3 separate regions of the Mus musculus genome follow, and all the other regions are linked to region 2. Evidence: chromatin loops called from intact Hi-C (ENCODE). Cell type or tissue: heart. All regions are shown on one strand.

Region 1 (8,000 bases), 830 kb before region 2:
CTCAGGACGGCACTCCAAGTCCACTGCTCCCCCTGCTGGCTGGATAGTAGAATACCCCAATGCAGATCATTTGAATGGAAACTCAGTTCCTACAAGAGAAACAAAAGCTTTCCTCGTCCTTACCTGCCCCTTTGTCCAGTTCCTTTCTGGTCTACTTCCATGCACTCCCCTCCCCTCCTAACTCTTGCCTGTCCCCTCCTTTGGTAGCCTTCTCTTTGGGAGATCAATCGCTAATCTCCCAGGGAATTGATAAGCAGTCACAAAGCGGCAGATGTTAAGTCCCACGGACAACAACCATCTGGATGTAGAGCTAACCAGTTCTACAGAAGTTGTCTCAAATTGTGGTGAGTTGAAGTAAGCAATCAACCTCCGAGGATCTAAACAAGGGAAAGAAATTGAGGATGAGAGGGAGGGTAAATTGCAAAGGATATTTTTGAAGAGAGTCAAGAGAACGTTGGGAAAAAAAATAAAAACTGAGCAAGACAAAACCAAGGGCTTCGGACTTGGAGCCATCCACATTTTAATCCTCTTCGTGATCTCCACCTAGTGTGCTCAGTGATGACAGCTGAGTTGTGAGGCTGAGACAGCGCACCACAGAACTGCTTTGTGAGGTTGGTAAAGAGTAGACACTGGACTGTCAGGACCACCCATGTTCTCACAAGAGCTAAATCTCCACCTACAGACCTTTACTCCCCCGTCAAAACTAGCAGTTAGCTTCCGTGGGTACCATCCTCTCAAGGCATAGCGAGATTAAATGATAACGTATCTGGATTTCAATTACACATCAATTTCTCCTACTATAGAGAGACCTGCTAATCCCGAAACCCTCCCACATCTGTTGAGTTATATTCCACCTTCCACCACCTAATAAAAACATACCTGGATTTTATTAACAGCTTCAAACATTTAATATATAAATTTGTACTAACCTTCCCATCTTCACAATTTAAAAATGATGTAAAGGAGAATTGCCCACAGAGATAAAGACATGCTGTAAGCTGGTGGTTGCTACCACGTGCCATTAGATAATGCAGTTTTGAAATGAAGGTTCCAGAGCTTAGAGCTGGCCTTTGTGCTGACTGGGGACTTCTTCTGCACAGTGCACTTGTAACTCACACGTCTGCTGAACGACTGACACTTGAGTTTTTCAATTTGATTTTTCTAAAAACTCTGGCCGTGGAAATACTAACTCAAGTATTATCAGCCCAAGAAATGATCATAATTATTAAACTCCTGTCCTCAGGGAACTCTCTTGGCTTATATGAATTTACTCAAGGGCTTTAAACATCATTAAATCACCTATTATCACTGGTGCTGTGCCCGGCTCTATGAGTGACAATATAATATATCCACTTCAAAGAAACATGGATGATTTGATTATAATTGTTTCCTTCATGGGTTTTTATCACTGATTATAGATCTACTTTCCCTTATAACACAGAGGTCTGGAATAATTTCTAAACTGTTATCAATGTACCTAAATTAAAAATTCCATTTACTATTTTGCTCATCACCATAAGATTTGTTCCTAATCAAATGAATAGAAGAAAAAGAAGGAGAAGGAGAAGGAGAAGGAGAAGGAGGAGGAGGAGGAGGAGGAGGAGGAGGAGGAGGAGGAGGAGGAGGAGGAGGAGGAGGAGGAGGAGAAGAAGAAGAAGAAGAAGAAGAAGAAGAAGAAGAAGAAGAAGAAGAAGAAGAAGAAGAATTGCTTCAGATATAATGTCTAGAATTTTTTTTCCTCTTAAAATTTTACCCAGATTGCTAGTAATGAATATTTATTCTCAGTTACTGCTCAGGGTGATATATTAAATTTTTAAGGTCCATACATTTTCTAGATTTTGCCCTCAGCTAAGCTATCACAAGAACAATCACTCGAAAACTATAAATTATAAGAGGGAACCTCAATTTTCCTGCCTCTACAGGAGAGGGCTATCTAACACAAACGCTGCTAACTCCACTAAATCCTTTGAAGCTTTGAAGAGAGAAAGGCAAATTGATGCCCAAAAGGTGTGTTTTCTCACCAATGCACAAATCACTGTATTTTGTAAGATTTGCAGGGTTACCAGACCTTTCTTTATTCTCACCTTTGTGAGGATTTCATAACTTAAGACTAATTCAATAAAACAGATTGATTTGGGGATGGCAAAAAGCAAAACAAAACAGAACAAAACAAAAGCCCTCTAGCTCTTTTTCAGGCTAGAAAAAAATGCAAATGTTTGGCCACCCCATATCACAGATATTATGATGGAATTGGTCCAAAATATTGTTTTTAAAAGTCCCCTTGTAAATTATAATTTGCAAGCTATCTTAGGAAAAGTAGTCTAAAGCCTCAGGGCTCTGAAATCTTCCTTCAGCTCACTGACTAAGATGGATGTTTGTACACATGCCTTCTCCCCAACAGTGTGTAGTATTCTGCAAGACTTCCCCAGACACTATCAAATACTGTCCAAACCAGAGTTTCTGGAGTGAGCCCAGGATACCCACATTGTTAATCAGAGTAGCAAGATAATTCTCACATACTCTGGAAATCCAGGTATGCTGTTGTCCCCACATTCTAAGATGGTCCTGTACTTTTCTCCCACAATATTTAGGACGGTAGCACTCAGAGTGTGGACTCTCTAAGCGGCTTTAAAAAGAGAACATGTAACAGCTCATTGAACACGTGAGCAATTAATTTTGGAACAGTTGCAGTATTACAAATGTGATTACTTATTGCAAACCCAATTAATCCAGTCAGGAGGAATGTTAATTACAAAGGAGTGTGAAAATTAGCATGAGTGCATGACTAAGTGCCCAAATTTTAGCTTATTATATTGTCTGCTAATTTACTTTCAGGGTCCTTCTTGGGGAAGTCTCATGAATGTTTGTGCACATGAACGATAAGGAAACATTAGTCCTCACACCAGCCTTGATTAAATCATCTTGGGACTTTCCCAATTAGAAAAACTCACAGCTTTAGAAATGGCTACCCTGGCATTTTAAATAGAGTTACTGAAATTTGCATCCAAGAATGTGTTAATGACATCAAATATTTACAAGTAACATTTTTACTACTCAAGTAATGGTCTTGAAGCTACATGGTTAGCTATTAGCTACTTGGAGTTAACAAAATCATCGATCTTCTTCTACTTGCCCCACACAAGACCTTCAGGGAAAGCCACAACTCCTATCTCCCTCCCATCTCCAGAGGGCGCTTCAATTCACCCAAAACCTTGAAATGGCTAACAGCCACTCACAGCATTACTCCAAGAAGGTAGGAAAAAGCCCAGAATGAGATAGGCAGGAAAATGAAACACAAAGCAAGTCAGAGCGTAACCGATTTTAAAAAATGAAATGAAATAAAACTCAAAACAGTAATCTCATTTCTTGTCTGAGCAATGAAATATGAATCAAAACGAATCCAGATATAATAGAGAGCAATTGGGAAGGTGGCCAAGCTCCCACGAAACCAGCCCTCCAACAGAAAATTTACTAGGGTTGTGTGTTGGTGACCAACCCCTTCTAGATATAAGGGTAAATCAAGGGGGAAAGTCTAGCTAAGTTGATGTGCTCGGCTTCTCCCTTGTGAGAATTTAAGCCTGGGAGGAGAGAACAGTGGAGCTGTTGATGAGAAGGCAAACCAAAGGAGATAATCAACGATGACTATCAGCCCCACACCAAGCGTCCCTGGGCAGCACTAGGCTTGGTGGTGTTTCTTAAACTCAAATAATCATTTGGAATCTTCTCACCAGCGTCCCTTTGTGCTTAAGTGAGAAAAATTTCTTGATGTTGAACAAAACAAAAGTATCTTAAAATAGTCAGAATATAGACTACAAGAGAGTATCCAAGCAAGCAGAAACAAGAACCGACCTTTGAGATGGTTGCAAAGATAAAGCACCTGGGAAAAGAGCATTTGGGGGAATAATGGATGTTTGTCATTTGTTCATTTACTGAGAGCCAGGGAGGCACTGACGGCATTTGTCCCTCACTATCTGCTCAAAGATGTTTATATAATGATAGCAAACAGCCTTGAAAGACAGAGATAGTGTTTGTCTCCAGAGCAAAGAGCAAGTGCCTGTCCAGTATGTCAAAGATAATGTCTCTCTCCAGGACACATCACACAGGTTGGCTCACAGCACATTGTAAAAGACTTAGCTTCCAGATGAGGTATTACTCAACTGTGACACGTCCACTTGGGTTACTCAACCATGGTCCCTGTGGGACGTGAGGGGCAAAGAACCCTAAAGCAAGCATAAAGCTCACATTCCTTGCCTTCTTGAAATAAAGTCTTTCATCTATGTGACCCCAGGAGTCACATGTCTATGTCAGCATTTATTAAACGGTGGCAGGCCAATATCTTAGCGTCAGAAATCTAGAAAATGTTCAGGCCCTTCACGGTTTGTTACAAACATTGCAAATAATTCATCTCAGAATGAAGCCTCTTTTACTCTGTATTCCTGTCTTTCAAGTTGCCTAGCAACTCCCTGGTCACCATCGATCTAACAATCTGCAGTCACCATGCCATGTAGAAAAGTGTGACGCAACCATTTGCTTCTGGAGATTGCTTGAGTTCTCTTCTCTGCCTAACAACCACTGCAGACATTAGCGAGCTTGATAATTTTATGTTGAGCTATTGTTATTTGAGAGCAGTAGCCATGAAAACGACCGTACAGTGCCATGTTCATACAGTTACAGTAGCTGATATTCAAATCCATAGCCAACTTTTGTTTGTTCCATCTGTTTTATTGACTGGTAGATACCAGAGACCCACTTGGAGAAGTTCAAGCCAGGGAGCATGCATAGGGAAATGAGCTCAGGACATCCTGCTGTGATCAATTCCTTTGTTCAGGCCATAATGTAGCTCCAGGGAGCTCCCTAGCAGGAACTTGTGACTTTTCAGCCCTCTCTTCCACAAGCTCCACCTTTTATCTGGTTTGTCTTCCTCCTGTGTATTTGTTCTTCAAATTTGGCTATTATAAAATTTTATCCCTCTTCTAATTCTGTGAAAAGGATTCAGTCTCGCTCACACAGCCCCAGCAACCTCTAGATTGGTATCTTTTGAGTTAGACAGCCCTTCCTAAACATCCACAGATTACTAAACATGGCTACCTGGACAACGGAGGGCATAGTAAGGCAATCTTTAAGGAGATGAAGCTGTGGAAGCAACAGCACAAGTACCAGCTCGAGTACCAAAGCCTCTGTGTTCTAGGTAAAATAGAAACAGCCCCGAATTCAGATGTTCAATGTGAACACTCATGTGCCCTTCTCCCAATCTTCCCATTTCCTGTCTCTTCTGAAAAAAAAAATACATATTTGTCTCCACAAATGCGAAAATTCTGTCTTCTCATTAAATCTTAAAATACAAACAGGTCTTAGATGGACATTTTTAAAAAGTTTGGCAGTGAGGCAGATCCAAAGAACACGACACACCATAGGGAAGCAGAATGCTGAAATACAAAAGAAGAAAGGTACAACTACTTTAGTAAAGTCAGAGAATAAGCCGGGATATCGGAGAAAGCTTGTACTTCCAGCACCTCGTACACAGAGGCAGGAGGGTAGCAAGTTCAAGGTCAGCCATGGCTAAACTAAGGACATCGTCTCAAAAAAATTAAGATGAAAAGAAAACAGAGAGACAAGAAGAGAAGGATACAGGAAAAGACAGAGAAATGAAAGGAGGAAGAGTTAGTAAGGGGAGAAAGGAAGGGAAGAGATTAAAGGTCAGAAAGCCCAGAGAACAAAGATCCCATGGCTATACTTCTTTGTAAAAAATAAATAAATAAAAAAGTTCTGACAAGAATTTAGGCAAAAGGTGTCTTCATATACAATTACAGTAAGCATTAACGAGTTCAAATTTTTTGGAAAGAAACTACCAGTAAAGAGCTAAAAGCTTAAAAGTGATTATATTTCTAACACATTTTATTTCACACCCTACATGTTGGTAAGGGGCAAATCTTTGGTTTTTCAAAAGTGTTTTGCTCACAGAGCCTGTAAGACAGTCTTGGCATAAAGGAGTGTGACTCTAGCTTTCTCTCCACTGCTTGGTCCAGAGCAGCTTCCAGCTGAAGGCCAGAATGGCTTGTCCAGAGCATCCTATACCACAGCGGGCCAACCCCACTGTCCAGAACATCACACATCTGAAGGCAAGGGGTGCACATCACAGAAACACCACAGGAAGCCCAGGCAGCTGCTAGCTTTGGGAGGTGCCATGACTCTTGTCGGCACAAATCCGAGAGAGAGAACAAGAAAGAAAGGCCCAGCTCTCAAAAAAGAAAAAACAAAACAAAACAAAACAAAACAAAACGAACTCTGAGCTGTGACCACTACTCATTTAACCCTCTGAACAGATATGACGGCAAATGGTCTGAAATAAAGATTTTGTGTGTGTGTCTGTGTGTGTGTGTCTGTCTGTGTGTGTGTGTGTGTGTGTGTGTGTGTGTGTGTGTGTGTGTGTGTACGTTTTCTTGCTTTTACTTCCATCAAAGACAAGCCCTAACAGGTTGCCAAAAGAAGGCCACCACTTGTCCTTCCTACATGTTCTTAGCAACAGAGGGGTAAATGAATCTCAGTGACTGACTCTCAACAGCCTTGAGTACATGTGCAAAAATAAGAGCTGACCCTAACATCGTGGCTCAGGCCAGTTGTCTTGGCTTTATTTATACCAACCTTGGAAATTAACCAAATGCCTAATAATAGTGGACTGGTCAGCACAGACGTGGGGCAACCATGTGATGGATGGTGGGACAGTTATTTTGAATGTTCTCAAAGTATAGTTAATGATGTGGAAAAGTTAACAACCATGCTTTAAAACAAACAAGTAAAGCACAATAGAATTGCTTCTAGTGCAGACGTTACGGAACTAGCACGCAGTGAGGAAAAAAAATCTTACCCAGTCAGTCAATATTACACTTGAAGATCTCAGAGGAGATCCCAACCGCCATGTGCACTACATGATTCTTGTTTTATACTGGATAGCTGCCTCTATGAATGAGCATCCGAAACTACTTGGTTGAAAATTAGGCCATATTGCAAAGGAAATACTTATATTTATGTAATGCATTTTATATAGTATTTATATTATAAATATATTTGCAAAATTATTTAAATTTACATATTTATATAAATTCATAAATCATACATTTATATTGTATAATATATTTATTTTATTATTTATAAAATATATAAATTTATATAACTTTAGAATATTTATAAAAATAGTATAACATATATTTATGTATTATATATTCTATCTATATATTAGACAGAGAATTGATAGAATATATTCTCCATCAAAATAGTAGTCACTGGTACAAAAATACACATACTATGACAGATAAAGAAAATGAAATTGATTTAAAAATATCAAATTTTAATGATCATCTCTTGGTTATTCTAGAGCATACATTCATTAGGAAAATAAAGAAAGAAATTTAAAATAAAAGTAAAACTTTACAAATGTATTTAAATCATCTTTTACACACAGCACATGTGTGAATAGTGTATAGTGAATAGTGTGTACCTCATTATATGCAATGTAAGTTTAAGCATTGTGTTTGATGCAGATATGCATAAAAATCCAGAAAGCATATGTACAAAAACATTTATATCCATCATCACTAATGACACAATAGATACTGCCAGACAATGAGTTCTTTCATCTTTCTGTAGCCTTCAGAAGCATTAAATGAATATATATTGCTTTCATTATAAAGAAAAATGATTATTTTAAATGGCATTCACAAAACACTGGTATCTTTAACATTAAGCTTTACTTTATTATAAATGCTTAATTCATAGTTTTCAGTGGACCAATTCTGCATCAAAAGACAAATGATGTAGTTAAAATTTTACGCTCAATAAATTCTAAGAATGCATCTGTGGTCAAGGATGTTTCAGTCCACAGGATGAGATTACTCTACCTTAGAAAAACAGAACTTTAGAGAAAACTGAGCGGAAAACAGGAAAATCTCTGAACACGGTTCTGAACATTAAGTGGTTCTTGTTAAGACTAAAAAAATTCTATC
Region 2 (8,000 bases):
CCATGTCTCTGTGAGTCCTTTGGAGCTGTAATGCTATGAATGTGCAGCGGGCGCCGAGGAGATTTGCATTCTGCTGCAATGCAATACTCTTCCTCGCAGAAGAAAGCAGTCAGCTCTCACTAATAGGAGTTTTAATGATGCTTTGCCAGAGTCCATGTGCACAGCCTGGAGCCAAAAGGCTCAGAAAGAGCTTTGAATTCAACAGCAGTGTTAACCACAGAGGGAGCCTTTTGCAGAATGATAAAACACGGCTAACCTCAGTTGGATTTACAGCTGGCCCTGCGCGGCCCTCTGCCGAATAAGTCTGGTCTATGTACAAAACTTCAGTTTTGTCCTCCGGGAAGCTCAACCTTCCAATTCAGAAGTGTTTGCATAATTTAGGCAAATTGACCAAAACTTGTAGAGAAAACAAAACTGCCACAGTACAAGAAACCAAGCCGATAGGCCGTTGGCTTCCTCCAGTGATGCTTGCTTGAGAAAGTTGGCACCAGGATAAATAACAGCTCACGGGCGGTGCGTGGTGCGCGTCTAGGCAGCCGGCTGCTGTGGCAGCTCCGTGGCTTTCTCCGAAGTGAACTACGGTAGAGTAAGCAGACTGTCTCCACCAGCACAGCCATAATACCAGTGAGCAGAAACTCCGTGGTGGGGAGGGGCATATCGAGTTCTCCGAGAAGAAAGGGAGGTTTGCACCTCTCACTATCAGTCAGGAGAGTCAGAGCCTTCATAGTCAAAGCTAGCTGCCTGGCTACACTGAATTAATAATGATGGCTAACATCTTCCAGCATTTACTGTGCCCCAGACACTCTTGTAAAAGGGCTTTACACATGTCAACTTAGTTAATCCTCACAACGGCTCAATGAGGTACATATTATTATGATCTCCGTTTTAAAGGTGAAGGGTGGGAGGCACGGAGAGAGGGCAAGCGGTTAAGTCAGGAGAGCAGCTGCCTGGCTGCGGGAGCTACAGGTTTATCCGGGACAATAACAGGCACTGATGAGTTCCTGGTGCGGCCTGGCTGGCTGTGCAGCTGCAGAGCTGGCTGTCCTGTTTGTGCTCACAATAAGCCCCCATTAATGAGGGAAGCACGATTGGGCTTCCTTGCTCTGGCAACCTGAAAGAGCCTATAGAATACAGATGCTATTGTGAACGCCTTTGTAATCTGGAGCTTCCCCCACCCTCTTAAAAAAAAATAAATAGAATAATCAACTTCTTAATGTATCCATAGGGAATTCAGGAAAGGGGTGAAGAAGCCGCTTCTGTTTTTGAGGCTTTTGCAATCATTGTTGGCGAGACAGAGCCAACAGATGGGGAACAATGGGGAGAGACTTGAGGCCTGGTGTAAGCAAACAGCCCTGTAGTCTGCCTGTGAATGGTGTGGGAAACAGAGGGAGGCAGACACTTGATGCCTGGGAGGGGGATGCAAAGGAGAAAGTGAATGGTGCTGAATGCAGTTCCTAATCTTCATTCAGCTTTTCCTGAGCTGAAAATGAAGCCATAAATTACCTTCAAGACCTTTTCCAGCTCTAGTGTACCCTTTTATGCAAGGGAGATTTTTATGGGTGATATGTATTAAAAGTCAGACACACCCAAAACTGATATGCCCAGACTACAGCTCACATGTTCAAAGTGATACAGTTTCTTGACCCCTGTGAGCTCCCAAGTGCATACACATGCCAGCTTTCATCTCACCCTTCCCTTGGCAATTAATCTAATAATGATGTTTCCCCCTTAGTGTTCTCTCCTTGTCTTGAACTATCATGGCATCCCCATGAAGGCTAGAAAGAGTCTCGAAGAGGCTGTTCGTCTCTAGAAACAAAAACATCCTTCCTCTAGTCTCTTGGCCTCTATTTATCAAATACTATTTCTTCAGTGAAGTGTTTCTCGAACCCCCAAACCAGTTGATATAATTTCTCCCTTTTATAATGCCCCATCCTTCCAACTTTTCTGGTTTTGATTCCTATAGACCAGATTTGCATTTTGTATCGTAGTGCTGTGTGGTTTCTTTCATTTACCTGAAGGAACTGAGATCTGGATTACAATTCACTGTCTCTTGGCTTCAGCCTGGTGGATCCCAGTAGCATACAGCAATAACTCAAGTCCATAGCCATTGAGTTATGGTATGTGGAGGCAGGGCTTCCAGCCAAGCCAGAAATGTATCAGATAGCTTTCAGCCAAGGCAATTTATTGTAGCATGTTGGTGTTTGTTCCTAAGTCGCCTTTGCTGGTGACTGATGTACCATCCTTCTAACACTCCTGAAAACCTCATAGTCATGCTGAAGAAAGAAATTCACCCAGGAGAAACGCCAGACGGATCAGGAGTACAAGCTCCCCGCCCTTTTATGCCCTGGAGCTATCAAAGGCCACCTAGCAACATTATCAGACAGGGAAAGGAGGGCATATCTTTGATTTCTCAGTCTTGCCTGGGGCCTTGACTGACAGTAGCTGCTGTTTTAACCTCCATCTGTGTCTTCGTGCCTTTTTAGAAGGGACTCAGGAAAGCTTGCTCTGGCATTATGGGGAATATCATCAACCTAGGAGGAGAATTCTGAACATGAGATGCAAGCTTGTCTTGCTTTCCCACAGCCCAAAACAGACGTATATGACAGTGAGTATGGGAAATAAACATATAGAAGAAAACACGTCTAGTTCGTTTACAGAACGCTTCTTAATACCAGTGACGTAGGAGCAAAGGATCGTGGGTGGGCGGCTACTCCTCCCTGACAAGCCTTAATTACTTTTATATTTATTAGACATACATCTTGAAATGATTCTATAGAATCATAGGCAAACCTATGGTAAAATTTCAGCAGAGAAATTCATCCTCGAAGCAAAATTTAATCAGCAAGGATAATGGTTTATATGGATTAAAACACATTTTTAAAATCTGCGTTTGATTTCATCTAGACCTCGTTTTTATCTGCATTGGCTCATTTCTCCCATTTTTGAGAGATTTTGCAGCTGGTCTTTCAGGTTCATTTTTCAAGGAATACTGCCCTCATGCGGCCGGGTGTGCCAAGACCGCTCACTCTCTGATTCCCTCCAGAGGACGGTCTGTGTGGCTCTGTGAGAGAGAGCTTTTGCTGCTTGAGGCTGTGTCTGTGGGTTCCTTTCGAAAACATGAATCCTTAAAATGCTTGCCAGGGGATGCACTCTGGTGCAGCTTTTGACTCAATTATCTGCTTACTGCATCAATAACCAACACATGCAAAAATAATCAGTCGCTGATCATTTTACACACTCGGAAAGTCCTCACAAACCCGACTCCTTTAAAGTCAGTAGAACGCGTTAGCCTTGCTTATTCCTGTTAGCTGCCTCCTTGTTACGATCCATGTAAATCAGCCAAGGCAGAGAGAACAAAACAAGAATCCTAAAACGTGGTGCGGGGAAACTTGTAAAGGACTGAAATTTGACTCTCCTCAGTAATTAACATAGTGGAACAAACAACGGAGGTGGGCTCTGTACTTTCTTAAAAAGACAAGGTTTGACAAGATACTGTTTCTCAGCTCCAATTCAGCCGTTCTATAGCAAGAATATCTGTAAGCAGACAGAAAATATGCAACCCTTCTCTCCACTCTTCCCGGGTCCTGCAGCTTCATTTGCATGATACACTCCAAACAAATTCTCTGCAAGAATGTCGATTTTACATTATATCCAGGGAAATGCGCAAAGTGCTACCCCAAAAGGTAAAATCAAATCGATGAATCTTTGCAACTGGTAAACTGCTTCTTGGTTTCTGTGAACTCTGAGGGCTAAAGGGCATCCTGGGATCTTAGGAAAGAAGGCTTAGAAGCCTGCCATATTTCTTTCCCACATGAAGGGCAATTTTCTTCCCTAGCTATACTTTGCCTTCAAAAATTTGTCAGAGGTAAAGAAAGAATGCAAACGCTGCCTGGAGTACAATTGCGGGGTCAGTGTTCTGATTGAGACAGAATTATGGCGAATTATTCCCATGAGTTGATTTTGTGAAGTGTGTGCTGGTGTGAGGGTGGAAATACAAGCCGGCGCTAGTGTTTAAACAAGGCTGCAAGGGCAGTTGCTAGGAGACCCTGCACACAGCTGATGCCCCCACTGCGGGCTCAGACGTGCTTTGTCTGAAGAACCCGGCCTTTCGCAGTCAAAGATGACATTAAATGTATAGTCTGTCAAAATTTAGGTGGAGGAAAAATTCAGGTGGACCAGGGCTCGGTTATTGCTTGTGTCAATCTAGCTATTCTGACGTCCATCACCCATTAAGGATGGGTTTTGAAAGGGAAAATATAGCATTGTGCCAGGAACCAAGAGCCTCCGGAAACGCTCAAGGGAATTTAGTTACAAATGCAGTTTGAATACCCCGATATGAAAGGCAGATGGTCTGGGTACCAGTTCCGGGAAGCAGGCGGCCCCAGCTAAGTAATCACTTCAATGTTCCAAATAGAGGACCTTGAGTCCACAAACAGAGACTTCTAAGAGGAAAGGCGCGCGAGTGTGATTTTAGATCCCGCCGTTTACAAACAACCATTTCAGTCATTTGTGGGAACCGTTTAATAGACTTTTATGAGAAACACATAGGCTTCCAGTTTGTAATTTAGACCTTAGAGATGCATCGAACTCGAGAGCTGAAAGTGGCTTAGAAGTTCCTCAAGCGCCCCCAACTGGTGGAAGGAGAAAACTGACCCGCTTTGTGGATAAGTGCAGTCTAAAAAAAACGTTGCTTTCTTGGTTTTCAGAAACTCAGGCAAGACTACTTGCCTTTGTAAAATAGTATCACCCACCCTCTGCCAATGCTCAAGATATGATACCCGGTGAGGAGTAAAGTAGAGGAAAGAGGAACATTTTGAATTTTGTGTTTTGAATATCAGTAGCACGGGAGCCAGAGACACAGTCAGTTAAGATTGCCTGTCTTCTCCAGGAGAGTCATGTTGTTCTGTGAGCATCGAGACCAGAATCATCCACAACTCTTTGTAGTGCTTTTCCGTGTACAAGCACATTCTGTGTATTAATTTTTTTCATTTGTTTCATAAAGTCTGACAATTGCTCTTACACGCTGGTGGTGAAACTAATAAGGATTTGATACAAGGTTTAGTTGTAACTCCACTACCCTACCTCCAAATAAGGAATAACTTCCTTGGCCAGTGATCTCACAGAATAGCTAATTGAAATCTCAAAGTGGTTTGAATTTTTAATTTTGTTTGTTTTGTATTTATACTTCATAGCCAGGAAAAACAAAAACAAAACAAAAAAACCTCTGTACTTTTTTTGCTTTTTTATGAAAAAAAAAAAAAAAGAAACCCCATCAGCACTTCCCATGTTGGAGAAATTAGTATTACTAACCCTGGTACATAGTAACTTTCGGAATGTTGTTCCAGGCAGCCTTGAGAGAACTGAGCTGGTTGGGTTCAAGAAACAGAAGGAAATAAAAATTACCCATCAGTCCCACTCTTAAACTTTACTGCAAAGAGATGTCTTTAGAGAGATGGAACCCAGGGGCTGATATGGCTTCTTTGCATCCTCTTGGCAGAGCTTAGGGGCCCAGGACTTGTTGCTTTAGCCCACAAAGCTCTGTCCTTACAGAGAAAACCAGTCTCGATGTTCCCTCCCCTCCCCTTTTCCTTCGTTCTAGGAGATGCCAACCACCATGCGGGGAGGGTATTCAGACAGGCTCCTGGAGAGACTGTGGACAGAAACCAAGGCATCAGGATCAACTTGTTAGTTAACTAATCAAGTCAGTTCAAAGCGGCATCAGCTCGCCCCTGGCCTTCCGGTCTTTCATCTGAGGTCCCAAGCATCAAAGCGCCAAGATAAGCCTTTCCATTGTGCTCTGACCTAGGGGAAATTACCTGAGAAAAGATTACAAGGTTACATGGTTGCTTCAAGCCAACACATTTGGGGACTGTTTGTTAGGTGGGAAAAAAGAAAAGGAAAGGAAATAAAAACCCCACAAACACAAAAACAAACCAAAGTAAACAAGCAACCAACAAACAAAAAACCCCCAAATTATTTGCCATTTGTTGTTGCAGAGGTCCACACAAGCCTGGGTTCTTTTTTTGTTTGGTTGTTTTGGGTTTGTTTGTTTGTTTGTTTCTTTCCTTGTGCTTATGAGCCACCCACTCACCTCCCCCCCCCCCCCCAAACATTCACATGTGGTTACAGGTTTGAGTAGATCCTTTAATTAGATCCTTCTGTGTCTTTTTTGTTTGTTTGTTTTTCGAGATAGGGCTTCTCTGTATAGCCCTGGCTGTCCTGGAACTCACTTTGTACACCAGGCTGGCCTTGAACTCAGAAATCCTCCTGCCTCTGCCTCCCGAGTGCTGGAATTAAAGGCGTGTGCTACCACGCCCAGCTACAACCCTTGGTTCTTAGTTTTCCTGACTTCTGCATTATAAATAACGATGGTAATTTCAATTACAGTACTAACCCTATTGCCAATTGGTATAGAAAACTTGGATCAGATCTCTGCTGAAGCCCATACAGCTGGAGGCTCTCACTGCATTTGTCCGTGTTGTCTATTAACCCAAGTAAATCTACAGTTAAAGCAATCTCTGTACAAAGCTTTAACATGCAAATATATGAGACAACAACAGCAAAAATTGATGCAGAGTGTCCTGAGATTTTACACAACTCCTTAAGTATGACAGAGGAGAAAAAAGGCGGTTTTCAAGCAATCCCATAATGCACAGCTGTGAGCCCATAGCAAAGATAACCCACTCCTCTGCTGGAAAGTCAGAGAGGGCAAAGGACTTTGCTCCCACAAAAATTCTAATTTCTGAAGATAAGTTTTAGGAATCTGCTTCTCACTTCTTCCCTGTGTTTGCATTTAACAACTGTAGCTTAATAGTGTTAAATCCATGTTTAAAGTGATATAATAAACAAAGGAACCATTTGTGTTCCAGAGATAACACACAGTGGGTAGATTGTGTGGTATACAGCCATTGAGATAACAAGCACCTGGGCCTTTGTGCCTGCTCCCTCAGGTCCCCAGGGAGTACAAGAGGGTTGTGGAACCATTTGCCTCAACATCACTGTCCTGTCAGGAAGGTCTTCCTACCATCAAGATCAGAAGACATGTCCGAGACATGTTGTTAAAGACTAATGAAAAACACGTTGTCCAGGACGGGAGTTTTCATTTTAAGAGACAAAGCGGAGGAGGGTTCCTGTCAGGTCAGACTAGATGGTGTAAAACATGGTCACTTCAAAATGTAGTCTCCTGTGGCCTAAGCAATGGATGCTATTTGAAGCTAAGTCTAGGTAATGACGTCAGGTCTCAGATTTTTTTTTTTCATTAGTCACAATATTCCAGATACGTTGCTATGACTTCGGTGAGAAATTAAATTTCTATTTTTTTTAAAAAAGATTTACTTATTTATTATGTGTAAGTACACTGTAGCTGTCTTCAGACACTTCAAAAGAGGGCATCAGATTTCTTTACCGATGGTTGTGAGCCACCATGTGGTTGCTGGGATTTGAACTCGGGACCTTCGGAAAAGCAGTCGGCGCTCTTAACCACTGAGCCATCTCGCCAGCTCCTAAACTTCTATTTTTTAAAATTCAAATTATCTCTGAATTTTATTCTTTGGTTCTTTGCTTCTAGTAGAATGGTAGAAATAATGTTCTTAATTTTGAAATTTTCTTCACAGAAACTTTGCTTTCTCAAAATATTTGACAAAGATACATTTATTTTTTTACAGCTATGAACCTGGATCTTTAGAAAGGCAGAAGTTATACAAATCAGATATTAATAAGATAAGCTTTTGGAGGTTGGGGCAGTAATTAAGTGGAAAACACTGGCCTAGCATTCATGAGGCTGTGCATTCAACCACAGCATCCAACCCAAACTGAGCCAAAAGACCAGCAGCTGCCCCCAGCGCAGCTGAAGCAACAAGAGAACAACAGAAGCAAGGACCCGGGGGCTTAAATAATAGCATTTCTTCCACAATGCAATGATAAGCCCTGTATCCAGGGTGAAAGATCAATGAGCTAGTTAACCTAGGAAGAAAAAAGTAAAAGTTAAAGAGCAATTAACA
Region 3 (8,000 bases), 970 kb before region 2:
GCCATGTGTGCATAGCTAAACAAGACAAGAGATAAGCTGTATAAAAAAAAATAAATTTAAAGGGGAAAATGATAACTCTGGTGTGGTGGTGCATTCCTGAAATATCACTTCCAAAGAAAATGAGGAGGGAAAAGAACTGCGAGTTCCAAGCCGGCCTGAGTACGTAAGGAGAGGCTGTCTCAGAGAGGAAGAAAGGGGCTCTTTTTTCTTTTTTTTCAGAAGAAAGTAATAAGTGTCATGAGGAAATAGTTATAAGGTATATAAGTGACAAGAAGAGAGGGGCCATCACCCCTGTGTTGATGGATGAATCAAGGAAGACTTCATAAAAGGAACAGGCTTTCAGTTCAGCCACTGAAGGATGACTAGGTTGTCAATAAGAGGATTTCGACATTTCTTATAAAGAGGAGAATGACGTGAGGACAGGTTCAGAGTTGGGAATGTAATTTGTTTTTCAGCTGAGTGTCTGAGTCAAGAAGAGTGAGATAAAAGAGTGCAGAGAGACTCTGAGAATCCAAATCCTGAGCCTTCAGCAAAACAGACTAAGAAAGCGTGAACCCTATTCTTCAGGCAAGCATTCTTAATTTTGCTTTCCACGTAATTTTCAAAGGGCCAGTGAACCTGTTACACATTTCCGTGATTGCGTACTTTTCTCAAGAAGAGAGACATTTCATTTCATCAGCCTGCAGCCTGGAATTTTCCTAGCTCAGAAAATAGCTCTCTGATCTGCCCACTCAAGACTCCTCTTGCTTTAGACGCTGACCCTAACACGCAAACACAAGCTCCTATCCTCTAGAGGTGGTGGGGTCCTTCTTGGTCCCAGAGTGACAGTCCATGATGCCTGGTGTGTACAAATTACTTCTTTCCAAAGAATGTGGATTTGGGAATTCTATTTTCATGAGCACCATGCAGCCATGGGGGAGTATTGAAATGTCTGAACAAATGTAACACATTACATGAATTTAATATTCATCACATGCAGTGCATTTGTAAACAATTTCAGAGCCAAAGAGATGGCTCAGTGTCTAAACTGCTAGCTGCACAAAGCATGAGTTCAGATCCCAATCACATACGTCATCATTCAGGCTCATGCCTGTAATGTTAGTGTTGGGAGACAGAGACAGGAGGGTCCGGGGAGAATGCTGTCCAGCCATTCTAGTCTAGTCAGTGAGCTCCAGATTCAGTGTGAAACCCTGTCTGAAAGTTTAAGGTGAAGTGCTATGGAAGGTGACATCTGACACAGATCTCTGACCTTTGCCTTTGCACACAAATGCAACCACAACTTCACACACATACACACACACACACACACACACAGAGAGAGAGAGAGAGAGAGAGAGAGAGAGAGAGAGAGAGAGAGAGAGACCTTCAGAAGCACCAGAGTTGCCCATCAGTTCTTGTTTTTCTACTGTCAATTTTCAATATTGATTCAGAGCTACATGCAGCCATTTTACCTGGGCAAGGTAGGTGTCAGTCATTCCTACCATGAATAACCCAGCTGGGGTCCAAGACCATTACAATAAGCATCTACCTGGATCCTCCCTCCAAACCATTCTTCTCACTATTCACAAGCATACTTTCCAACTCATATGAGATTAGATTACGTGTGTTGGACCCTATATCTTAGCTGACACATTTTTGGGATATATATATATATATATGTTGGTGTGTGTGTGTGTGTGTGTGTGTGGTCTACACTTTCCAGTTCCACATTCCAGAGCTTTGGTGACTTTGTCTTCCATACACACTGAAAATCACAAGACTTGAAGGCACATTGGACTGTACTTTCATGACTTCGGAGATCTACACATACTCACACCTATAGTGGAACTGTTATTTGTTTTCTTCATCTAGTCATTCACTTCCCACGTCATCTCTCTTGCCCTTCTCTAGTCCATCCAGGCTAAATCATCATCCCCTTGTATATCCTTGTAGCAGGAGATTTTATTACTATTGGACTCCATTACAGTTACTACTTACTTGTGCCTTCCCTCAATTGCCTTTATTTTTATATTATAAACATAGATACTTGATGAATATGTGAAGGCTCTGTAGAATATATCAGTGACTATCTTCTGTAGAAGATATTATTGAAGATACTAGGCCAGGAAGCCAAGATAAGATCCCCTTTAGTTCAAAGCCAGCCTGTGCAGCATATCGTGAGTTTCAGGCCAGCCCGAGCTACAGAGTGCAAAACCCGTCTCCAACAAAAGAGGCATAGAGAAGATGTGATGAAATCGTGTGGTTCATCTGAAAGCCTGGTGAGATGAGTAGCTTTGTCACCAGGGTCTTGGTCTGATTAAGTCCAAGAAAGAATGGATTGTTCATTGAGCTCAGCAATGAGGGTAATTGCTATGATACATAGGTATTAATAATGTGTAAAAGCATGGCTATAGAAGTGAAGACATAGGTTGGGGGGGGGGTTAATGAAGTAGGAGAAATAGGGCCATTGCTTAGGCACCACGAGCACAGGATCTGCAATAGTAAGGAGAGGAATCATCTTAGACCTGGAGAATAAAGCAGAAGTGGAAAGAATCAGCATTGTCAAGAAAGAGAAGAGCTCCTACCCCACAACACAAAATGTGTATGGATTCGACCATTACTTTGTAAGAACAATGATGTCTGTTAAATCCAGGAAGGGATTAAATAGAAAGAACAGGTCCCGGGTGTAATTCATTATCACTCAGAGGTACAAAGAGTTATTTCCATTGCCCTTTATTAAGAACTCTCCCCCAAGCAAAGTTCACATATAATATAGAGTCAAGACAAAGGAAGAATAACTATAATTTCATAAAGTGGGAACAGGCATTAGTACAAAAGGGCAGTGAAGATCACTCGAACTGAATCTGCTTCCCATCCAGGGTGCCCATATAATTACATTTAGTTACACATGGGTAGGCTGTGGAAACAGCTGGATGGACCTTAATTTAATTTAACTAATTGATTTATTGGTTTCATTAATTGCTGTCAAAGGATACAAATACTGTCCCCAGGGGCCACAGTTTAGTTGGTCATCGCTACAGCTTCTAGAAAGTAATTGGATTTCTTAGTTTCGGCCTTAAGGTGAGCTATCAAAGAGGAAGAAAGATTTAACAATATACTGACAGTGCAAATAAAGACGGAGGGATGCCTACTGGTACTGACAGTGTCTTCTGGCTTCTCAGTTTCATCCATGACAGGGTCTCTTCCCGTCAGTCTTCCTTGATTCCCGTTCATCACAGAATATTACTTTCATTACAACCCCAAGTGTGTGGTCTCTCACATTCTCTGTTTTCTCTGTCTCTGTCTCTGTCTCTCTCTCTGTCTCTCTCTCTTTCTCTGTCTCTCTCTGTTGCTCTTTCTCATTCTTTTTTTTTTTTTGGATTTTTTACCTTTAAATAGGAATTTCCTGTATTAATTGATAAATAATTGACACTGAGTAATTAAAAAACACATCGACTTAGTTCTCTTGTTAAATTTCAGCCTTTGCTAATGCTAAGGCCAAGAGCTTTGGGTAGTTAATGACTATTGTCACTTTAAGGGAAATTAATAGATACACAATTTCACATATTGAAAAGGAAAAAAAGAACTCTGAATCCTATATTTATTATCCTTGATCTTTTGTCTCTGCATAAGAAATGGAATTACAGAGGGAAAGAAAAAACATTGTAAGTAAAACTTTTGAAAAGCTTTATTCAGTGGCACACGGAGGCACAAACAATATCAGAGAGAACAACGCTTACTTTTATTCCTTTCTCCCATCTCTCTCTGTGTCTCATTTTTTCCCCTAAGTTTGGCATCTTGAGGATTCTAAAGGACCTGTATCATTCAAAAGAACTTAGCTTGTGCCCAGCACAGCATGGCCACTAAATGAGAAGCTGTGATGTGAGCAGTGCAGGTAGGGGGCGCTGTAGAGTGCGCCTTAGAACCACAGATCAAAGGAAGTCGTTGCTTGTTACTCCACACAAGAGAAGCCTTGCTCAGAGATACTTCCAGAATAATTGGTAGGAAAGGCATCTTGAAGATGCTCAAGTCTTGCATCATTCAAATAAAAAGTAACCAATAAAAGTGGGTTGAAGGAAATTAACGGAGTCTCCTTTATATTCAAAGGCTTAACAGAACCCTGGGAAATTAAAAAATTAGGAAATATTTTTGTAAGCACACAAAACATTTTATTTTATAATCTTATTGCTGCGTAGGATTAAAGTGAGAGATTTTCATATTTACTCTTTTTCTCATAATTTATTCCTTTTATTGAGAATAGATTTTTTTTCTTGTATAACACATTCGGATTATGGTTTCTCCTCCCTCTGCCCCTCGCTGTTCCCGCCCATCTCCATCCCATCCGGATCCACCCCATTTCTGCCAATCATTAGGAAGAAAAATAAAAGGGATTATTATTGAAGGAATAATGATAAAATAAAATGCAATAAGTTAAAAACAAAACTAACGCATTGGACTTGAACAGAACAAACAGCAGAAGGAAAAGAGCCGAAGAGAAGACACAAGAAACAGAGACCCACTCATACTTACAGTCCCATAAAAAAACACTAAATTGGAAAGCACAATATGTACACAAAGAAACTGTAGTGTAAAAAGAAAGAAGACAAATATATGTAAGTGAAATTAAATTTTAGAAAGGAAAAGGGGCAAGACATAATGCAACATTGTGAGACAAGGAACCTCTAAAGATGCCACTGAGTCCGACTGAGTTTGTAGACATCACGTTCTCGAAAGCTCATCAGTAGAGAAACAGGGCTTCCTTGCCTACCATGTTCTCTAGTGTGTTACACCCCTCTAGGATGAATGGCTAGACCCCTACAAAAGGTACATTTCCTTTCAGTTTTTAAAACTGTTGCTTCAGAGTTAATTTTGGACCCATCTGTTCTGAGAGGAGAGACAAAGTTTCTAGGAGGGGAGGAGGAACACGATGTGCGCTGCGATTTCACCAAAGGTCAAAACCCTGAAGGTCCAGGGGTGGTGCCGGTGTTCAGTGTCAGCTCAGTACAGAAGAGAGATGAGAAGAGGCTCTGGTGTCCAAAGAATACAGAGAGAGAAGCAAGCAGGATCCACTTACATCGCGGCTTCCTGCCTCCAGTTGCATTTTCCACGTGTATAATTTCATTGTGTGTGGACTCTGGTACCTTGGCTACTAAACTGCATTGTCCTTATAATCACAGAGAGCTACTAAAATAATGGAGTTAAATCTTCATAAAATAATAACAGCATTACCTTAACTGCCTATAAAATATAGTTTGCACACTCTATTGACATTCATTCACATTGAGTCATGGCCTAATTTTGCATCCCACAATTTCTTATGAGCCTTAATATGCTTCTAGACTTTATGACTGTCATTTGGTTTTTGACTGTACATGTACAAATGTAAATATAGAGACTGTTGGTAATATGTCTTATTTAATATACCAAATGATCTCAATGTGTTTTGCTACAACCCCAAACAGCCTTTGAAAAGTGACTGTGTGGTTTCAAGTCAATGAATTTCAATGTCAACCTCACTGCCAACAACATGATGACCAGGGTGGGGTGCCTTTTTTCTAAAGGATTTGTAAGCCAGTGTCTAGTGAAATAACACTGTGCTGGGCTCTCGGGTGGGTTTGAGGCTATCGAGACTCTCTGTAGGTAATTAGTCCCCTTTAAATGTAAATATGAAATTTTGTTAATAGGCTTTCAGAACTGAAAGAGATTTTCTAATAAAATCATCACTAATAACCTGACTCCCTCTAACAAACCTTACTTCTACCCCCACAAAGGATCAGGGTTCCCCTTGTGACACCAACCCCTTTCTGCTGGAATCCAGAGCTACTGCAGTCTTGATTCAAACCACCCAGTTTTATTTCATGTTCCTTTAATGGAGAGCTGGCCTTTCTGCCGTGGGCCTCCTTTTACTGCACATGCAGAATAAGGGACACTGGAATAAGGCAGGAAATCTGAGCCTTGAAGCAGTAGCATAAACAAACAAACAAACAACAACAACAACACACACACATACATACATACATACACACACAGACTAGCTGCCCATTGCACATGCCATAATAGATCTCCTCAGAAACTGGACCAAACTGGTATTGACCAAGGATCAGTCAATGATGTCAAGCCATGAATTGCCTCTAATGAGGACTCTAACTCTAGCTTCAGACCACAGCTCAAATACCTCATCTTTCTTGATAACCAGCATTAATAATTAATACCATTTCCCCTGTGTCCCAGGCATTATATAAATCTATTTTGTCACTAAGAGTCTGTCTTCCCATGGGATGATGATGCATGTCCAGGGAAATGAATGTATCTTATCATTTTTCTATCTTTGGAACAGATTAGTAGTTTAACAAATGTCTGAGGGTAGAAAAAAAAAAGTCAAAGAAAAACAGGAAGAAGATAGCATACTCTTTTTATTGAACATCAGGGGGCATCAGAGAAAGAATGAAGAAGTATATGAAATCTTGCCTCCTCTTTTTATGACAGTGAAAGCCTATGAGCATAGCCAGACAGTCCTAACCAGTATTGTGAATTCGTTTCTAAAAGCAAGGCAAGCTTATATTGCTCTTGACCCTCTGGTAACTCTGGCCAATGTGATTTCAATCGTTTACTGTTTGTTCTGGGAAGTCTCAACAACGAACACCGTGTCCTTGCAAATGTAGCAAAGTGCCTGCATTTTCTTTGGTTAGGAGCCCTGTATAGTACCATGGCATTTTGTAGAAAATCATTTCAATAATGTGTTTTGAAGCAGATTGATTTTGCAGCCGCTCTCTGCACTCCTTTGCAGCTGTGTTCCTCCATCCAGTACTTTGTACTGTAGTCTTCACAAAGCAACACTAGAGGGACCAGCCTCATATTTTTCAGAGGCCTTTTGTGTCAACCAAGCCAAGTACAATTAAGGCTGTTCCCAGAAAGAGGAATGGATAACGTTGGCAACTGGGCTGTACCACCCAGAACCACAAAATGAAAAAGCTGCAAACGTAACCAACATGGTTTTCCTCGGCATTTATAACTCAGAAGACCTACGTGGCATTTTCTATGGCAAGGGGCAGTACTTTGGGAAATTATACTTAAAAAATTAGCCAGCAGTCTCTCGTGGACTCAAGAGAAAGTCTGCAACCTGGGTAGGGGGGTGGAGGGTGGGGGCGTGGATTGGAGCAGTAAATAAGCAGGCTTGTTGCTTAGTAATACTGTCAATTTTTCTCCCCCCTCCCCCCACCTCTCTCTCCTCTCTCTCCTCTCTCCTCTCTCTCTCTCTCTCTCTCCCTCCCTCCCTCCCTGTCTCCCTCCCCCCACTTCTCTCTCCTCTCTCTCTTCTCTCTCTCTCTCCCTCCCTCTCTCTCTCTCCCTCCCTCTCTCTCTTCTCTCTCTCTCACACACACTTCTAAGGGATAAAATCAATTAAATGTCAGATTTTTCCCAGCTGATAAGCACGTTCAGATTTCAGACTAACACCTCCCCCCCCCAAAAAAAAAATAAAAAAACAAACAAAAAAAAAAAACAAAAAAAAAACCAACCTATGTCTGTTGGTGAGAATAAGTGGGGAGACATACAAAGTCCTCCTTTTTAAGATAAGGTCATAAAGCAATCCCATAACCCTTCCTCTGGACATTTTGCTCTCCGTTTTTGCTTCACCTGTGGACCGGAGAACCCACATAGCTGGGCAAAACAGTGCTGTGCTGGTGCTTACAGACGGATGCAAGGGAAGTAGTCAGGCTAGTGACCCAAGTCTTTCAGAACTAATAAGGTGAGTGAATCAGATAAAATTAATGAAGGGGGGGGGGGAAAACCCTCTCTTGTCTGTAATGTCAGACAACACTGTAGCTTTAATTTGTCGATTTCACAAAGGCCTTCTGGGCTCCCGAGCTCACTCCGTTAGTGAGTTACCTCGCCTGCAGATTCTCTCATCCCTCTGGTCCCCGTGGTCTGTTCTAATTAATATAAAAACCATGCTGCTCTAATAATTTGACCATACCATTTCTCTCCTCAAATCCTCGTAGTAGCTTTTAATTGCACTAAAA

The links. Peaks named below come from ENCODE experiments on the same cell type or tissue, not always from the same donor. Only the 100,000 strongest peaks of a DNase experiment are listed, where the experiment ranks them.
Region 1: a loop joins it to region 2, with 5 times the contacts of the local background. A loop is called at or near these places in 25 of 42 quality-filtered maps.
Region 3: a loop joins it to region 2, with 2.9 times the contacts of the local background. A loop is called at or near these places in 12 of 42 quality-filtered maps.

Annotation. Positions count from the first base shown.
Region 1 is chr6:4,545,902-4,553,901 of GRCm38, forward strand. No RefSeq gene overlaps it. Among named protein-coding and RNA genes, the nearest start is that of Gm33959, 37 kb to the right of the region's middle. RefSeq lists an enhancer at 7,636-8,000. In heart, CTCF peaks have their summits at 39 (motif pointing left) and 3,199; no DNase peak of the experiment used is centred here; H3K4me3 peaks cover 436 bases.
Region 2 is chr6:5,379,723-5,387,722 of GRCm38, forward strand. It overlaps a transcript of Asb4 not described here. Among named protein-coding and RNA genes, the nearest start is that of Asb4, 6.7 kb to the right of the region's middle. In heart, CTCF peaks have their summits at 3,002 (motif pointing left) and 4,639 (motif pointing left); a DNase peak (open chromatin) is centred at 3,019; H3K4me3 peaks cover 2,690 bases; H3K27ac peaks cover 3,740 bases.
Region 3 is chr6:4,410,488-4,418,487 of GRCm38, forward strand. The region is part of intron 3 of Gm46948 (a long non-coding RNA gene); the gene reads right to left. Among named protein-coding and RNA genes, the nearest start is that of Gm33788, 10 kb to the right of the region's middle. In heart, CTCF peaks have their summits at 3,876 and 6,811; no DNase peak of the experiment used is centred here; H3K4me3 peaks cover 275 bases; H3K27ac peaks cover 467 bases.